2 separate regions of the Homo sapiens genome follow, and region 1 is linked to region 2. The links are chromatin contacts, found by Hi-C in ENCODE. All regions are on one chromosome and are shown on one strand. The core of a region is the stretch at or near the end of the contact, and the rest is flanking DNA. Distances in the headings are between cores, read along the strand shown. Region 1 overlaps ZNF366 (zinc finger protein 366). Region 2 has its middle 10 kb from the start of CD180.

What was found. A loop is a pair of places that touch in the nucleus more often than their neighbours do. Pooled maps may share reads with other maps.
Region 1: a map with no recorded cell type shows a loop between it and region 2 (20-fold over the local background). The contact joins two enhancer-like sites. A Hi-C loop is called at or near these places in 2 of 37 single-sample maps with no recorded cell type and 1 of 50 pooled maps.

Annotation. Positions count from the first base shown.
Region 1 is chr5:72,464,357-72,467,190 of GRCh38, reverse strand. All of the region lies in intron 1 of ZNF366 (zinc finger protein 366), which reads left to right. Among named protein-coding and RNA genes, the nearest start is that of ZNF366, 42 kb to the left of the region's middle. RefSeq lists enhancers at 1,131-1,450, 1,821-1,880. Within about 2 kb of position 1,415, at least 3 of the 41 ENCODE cell types and tissues checked have a DNase peak (open chromatin) inside an H3K27ac peak, as active enhancers do.
Region 2 is chr5:67,205,743-67,208,452 of GRCh38, reverse strand. No RefSeq gene overlaps it. Among named protein-coding and RNA genes, the nearest start is that of CD180, 10 kb to the right of the region's middle. RefSeq lists an enhancer at 1,104-2,303. Within about 2 kb of position 1,357, at least 13 of the 41 ENCODE cell types and tissues checked have a DNase peak (open chromatin) inside an H3K27ac peak, as active enhancers do.

The DNA of each region.
Region 1 (2,834 bases), core at 166-2,665, 5.3 Mb before region 2:
GCCAGGGACCTTAGAAAAATGTCTGACCGTAACAATGAAAATGTATGATTATTCTAAAGTCTTCTCCCTCTTATTAGTACAAAGAATGGGTTGCAACTAATTTCCCAAACATTTTTTTAGGTGGAAGAGTGAAGGGTGACTACCCATTCTTGGTTTACATTTCCCTTTCTCAGTCCAGGAGTCTTTCTTTCTACCCATGACTGCCCTTCGGCCTTTTCAGGAATCTGTTTTCTGGCTGGGTTGCAGAACTTGGTGGCACTTTGATAATGGCTCTCCAGCATTAGTGTACCAGGCCTTAGGGCTTACCCTGAATCTGAGAGTTAGCTCAGAGAATAGTGCCCTTGGATGAGGAGGGTACGCAACAACTCACACAAAGCGTGTGTATCAAGTTCTTTTCATAACTACCTAATAACTTATAGATGTGCTGATGATTTCATTAGGGAAATATCGAAAGTCATCCACAGTCTAAATAACACAAGATAAAATTATACCTTTTAAAACTTCATGGGAGACTTTAAAAACAAGAACCACCCATTTCTTCTCTCATCCCAAAGCAGTTGATTGGGCATCTACTTTGAGCCAGGTTCCATCCCGGGAATTGAAGATGCAGCAGTGAATAAAACAGATCCAGTCCCTGTCTTCACAGTTTAGCAAGAATTGCAAGAGCTGGTTTGCTAGTGTTGACCCAGCACTATTCTAGTGTCTGAGACTTTGGGTTTGACAAACAGGTCCTCCTGTCCCTAGGAAGGTGACCTCTGATGTTAGATTCGGGGCAATGTTTCAGTTTCTCACACACTGGCTGAAATAGCTCATGAGATCAGCCTTTGCTTCAACTCCCCATTCATCAAAGCAGACTGTTATTAATATAAGCTTGAAAACATCTCCGTAATAGCAAAAACAGCCATAGAGAAGGGATGGGGAGGTATTCTTTAACTACATGGTTTATCGCCACATGGTATGAATAAACTCACCCTAGCCTTATCCATAGCCTTTTTGAGCGTGGTTCACCTTCGCTGCTGTGACAAGACCAACTCAGGATAAATGGGTAAAGTCGTGGTTAACTTGCAAGGCAGAGGCCCAGATGCCATGAGTCATGATCAAGAGCTTCAGCTTAGAAAACAGACATGATGTTAGACAGCATCAAACCACTGATCACAACCCAGTCCCCCTCTCCTGTCCACTCTTTCTCACTCCTTAAGGGCAGCATACTGTCTAGTGTTTAACATACTTTCTCATACACATTCTAAATTTCCAACAACCCTATGAGGATATCCTAACTCCCATTTCATGAATGAGAAAATCAAACCTCAAAAGTAACTTACTCACTCTCCCACAGCTGCTAGCACAAAGCCAACATTCAAACCTAGACTTTCAGGCTCCAAACCAACGCTCTTTCCATTATCCCACACGCAGCGGCTTTTACATTTTCAGTTCTTCTTTCTTTTTGCACGTTGTTTCAACTCTTTCTGGTGGGGAACTGTCTTACAACCTGCTGGTTTTCTCCAGGGTCTCTGGAGGCAGCCATGGATCAATGACTCAGAGGAGGGCTTGCCCCACCTCCTCATGTTTTGGGTCTCTTAACCAGATTGCCATCCCCAAGCCTCTCCTGCCTCCTGCATAAGAATCCTGTCAGTTTTATGGGTGCCTGTGGATCTACTTTAAGAAATAGAGCGGAGCATGTGGGTGGTACACATTGAGGTTTTCTATGAATCTATTAATATTTTTGCTGAGGACACCCAGAATTTTAACTTGACTGATTTCAAGATAAATTACCTCCTCAGGAAGACATCCTTCCCCTGCTTTTCCCTTCAACACTCCCCTTCCCCAGGATGGTTTGTTTGCTAGATTTTGTTGTTGTTGTTGTTTCACCACCTCGGGCTTCTCCTTATCACCTGGTGCTGGTGCTCAAAGGCAGAGATATTAATAGCTAGAAGCAGCCACAGCTGATCTCTCTTTCAAGCAGGCCAAGGGGAAATCAGATCTAGTTCTCCTTGACCTCTGTAGGGACCGGTGATGATCCTTAAGGTCTTTATGCAGAAAAACATCTGTATTCAGAAAGGGACTGCTGTTTTAAATGTCTGTAAAAATTTCCCTGGATAGATCCTACTTTTTTCTTTTTCTTTTTCTTTTTTTTAGACAGAGTCTTGCTCTGTCACCCAGACTAGAGTGCAGTGGTGCAATCTCGGCTCACTGCAACCTCCGACTCCTGGGTTCAAGCAATCGTCCTGCCTCAGCCTCCCAAGTAGCTGGGATTACAGGCACCCGCCACTACACCTGGCTAATTTTTGAATTTTTAATAGAGACGGGTTTCACCATCTTGGCCAGGCTGGTCTCAAACTCCTGACCTCATGATCCACCTGCCTCAGCCTCCCAAATTGCTGGGATTACAGGCATGAGCCATTGCGCCCAGCCGAGATCCTACTTTTTAAAAAACCTTCTGGGTTTCTGATTTTATTCTAGTGTGCACAGACTACTATTTTAAGGGTGGGAGAATCATTATACATACACACAGAAACTGGGGGAAATTAATATTATGACATTAAGATACGTAAAAAATTAAAATGTATGCACCTAAATTCTCTGCATTTGGGGACATAATTGTGCCATTTATGTTTAAAGAAATAGCCACATCATCTCTGTTCGACATTTTTTTTTTTGCTTTACTAGGACAATGGTGACAAAAATTCAAATGCTGAAAATAAATATGCTTTTGAGATTAACATTATATTAGGAGTATATTACAACTCCTAATGTATTAAAAGGAAACAATTAGTTGATTATGTCATAACTAAAAACAAAAATATTAAACAAAGGCAATAATAACGTGCATAGAC
Region 2 (2,710 bases), core at 108-2,607:
CCTCCAACCACCCAACTCCCACCTCCTCCCACTTCTCTTCCCTGCCTCCCTTTTGACTGAAGAATCCCTGCTCCCTTGGTCTTCCAGTGAGGCCGCAGTGACTAAAGGGGACCCCTTCCCATCCACTCATCCCCACCCTGGTCCAGTTTCCCAGACCCCGATGCAGTTGGTTGTAAATTCTTCCAGGAGCTGTTTTCTGTCTCCTTTTTGGGAATTTTTTTAAAGTAAAAAACTTAAAACAGAAGTTTAAAAAGCAAAATGTGGAAGAAGAAAGCAATGACAGATTTGTTTCGTGGTTTTTTTTTTCTTTCTAAGGTGGGCTACTAGAAAACTTACAGTTGCATATGTGGCTCCCATTTCTACTGGGCAGTGCTGCTCAGAAGGATGTGCAGGGTTCGCCCAGGCAAGGAGACCCATGTTTAAGGAGATGACAGAGGCTGGGAGAGCACTGCCTAAGAGAAAGCCTAGGGGACGAGGCTGGGATGGGGTCACAGAGCATCGGGCTGGCACTCTCCCACCTCGCTCTGCCCTTGACTCCGACTATGACTAAATGGACATTTTTCATGGGCAAGGAAGGAGACAGGATTAAAAGTTTTCTTCAAAGCATTGGGCAAAACTGGTTGTTTTGGTGGGTTTTTTTTCCCTTCTTCGGGCTTCCCTGATGCCTTCTTTCTCTTGTTTGATCTCTGGGGCCAGACTCCCTAGGTTCAAGCCCCAACCCATCCATACAGTGAATGACCTTGGGCAATTTACTTAGCTTCCTTGTGTTTCTTTGCCTAGAAAAGACTACTCAGAGTCTAGGCATAGGATTACATTAGTTTGCATCTCTAAAATACTTAGAACAGTACCTGGCAATAGTAAGCACTATGTGCTAGATACTCATTTCTCAGACAAGAGGGGGATAAAAGGTAAATTTTAATGAGCTTTCTTATGAAAATGGTAAATGCTTCATATTCTATTAATTTAAAAAACATCAGCAACCTTCCAAATTCAATTCTGCTGATGAAAGTATATGTATTTTTTTTTAAAAGATGACAATCCAAAAAAAAAAAAGGTGCATCTATTTGGGAAGTGTGGGCCATGGCCAGGCTATTTTCTTGTTAGAATTCTGGATTGGGAGCAGGCCATCTCCTGCCCTGGAAAACAACCAGCTCTTCAAGAATCCAGCTCCACTGCACCCACACAGAGCTTGAGGCCTGGGGATAGCAGGTGCCTTAACCGCTTGTCATAGGTCTGAATTGCAATGGAGCTCAGTCATTTCCCGTATCAGCACACCATTTTGACTTCACATTTTGACCTCTCCAGAAACTAGCAAACCGCAGTGCCCCACCCAGCTGTACAGGTTTCTCTGAAAAACCACAGCCTAGGCTATCTCCAAATCAATTCTGAGAGTAGTTTTGTCATGACTGACTCACTTGAAGCAAACATTTTTTGTCATTTGTTCAGTTTCTTTATTGACTCTTGACTATTTAATGTGCATGTTTCAAAGTTACAAGTCAGCCTCGCTTTATACAGCCAAGATATGTGTAGTTAAATTTTTAAAAATCAAGTCATCAAAAAACTTGCACCACGTTTGTTACAGTTGAAAGAAATTCTACAAGGAACTCTAGTCTGTGAGCACAGTCACAAATAATATGAGTCCTTTGATAAATTAATGTTTATCAGTTCTACAAATTAAAAGTGTTATGGTAGATTTGTTTAAAGCAAATTAAACTATATTTAGAAGGTGGGAACAGAAATTTTACAATTTCCTCTTTTTACTTCTTTTTTTGTTTGTTTGTTCATTAATTATAGACTGCAACAGGAACTACAGTAGTTATGTTCCAACGAGAAAAACTATGCTAGAATTTGAAACTAGAATGTTAGAATATCACCATACTTGGCCATTGCTGATGGCATCTCTCTGTAAGGACTTTTTCGCTACCTTGATGTCTGTTTATGGCTGGTCTGATCATGGTATATGCTTATTCTGCCATATAAACTGGATTTTTTCTCTGGTTGAAAACCCAAGACACACCAGTTCTTAGCTTCTTATTTTCTTCTCCATAGGCTCCATATCTTGCATCTCATTTGGGGAAAAAGTCAAAAAGCTAGATTTGCCCTACCTCAGAGGTGAACTGCCTACCACATTGGCCAATGTCAGGGCTGTGGGGCATGTCACATCTCAGGGGGCTGGAGCCCACCACTCCCTGACTTACCTCCTACAAACACATCCCACGGTGCCTCAGCTGGACACTAGGTCCCAGACCCTGAACTGGAAGAAGCTCAGAGCCGGGATCTCAGGCAGGTTTCCTCTTTGATGGTGCTGGCTGCTGAGATGATCAGGCATCTGAGCAACCCCAAGGACTCAGATGAGTGGGCCCCAACGAGACACTGAGGGAAGAAAACAAATGGGTGCTACCTGGGCCTTCCACAGACCAAGAAAGATGATGATCCCACAGAAACAAAGTTCTGGTGAATGAGGAACAAATGGGAAGGTATGACAATGAAAAGCCACAGCTTAAAGTGAGGTTCAACAATAAAAACGAATATAAAAATCTGAGGGGATGAAAGCTTAAAGAGGCCCAATTAAAGCAAGAACTGAATGCTGACCAAACTGGCCTTACAGGAAAAAGACTTTCAGAAAGAAAATGCAATCGAAGTGAAATGAACGACAGGCAAAGAAACAAATGCAACCTATAAAAATCAAAGAAAAATAATGAAGATGTGT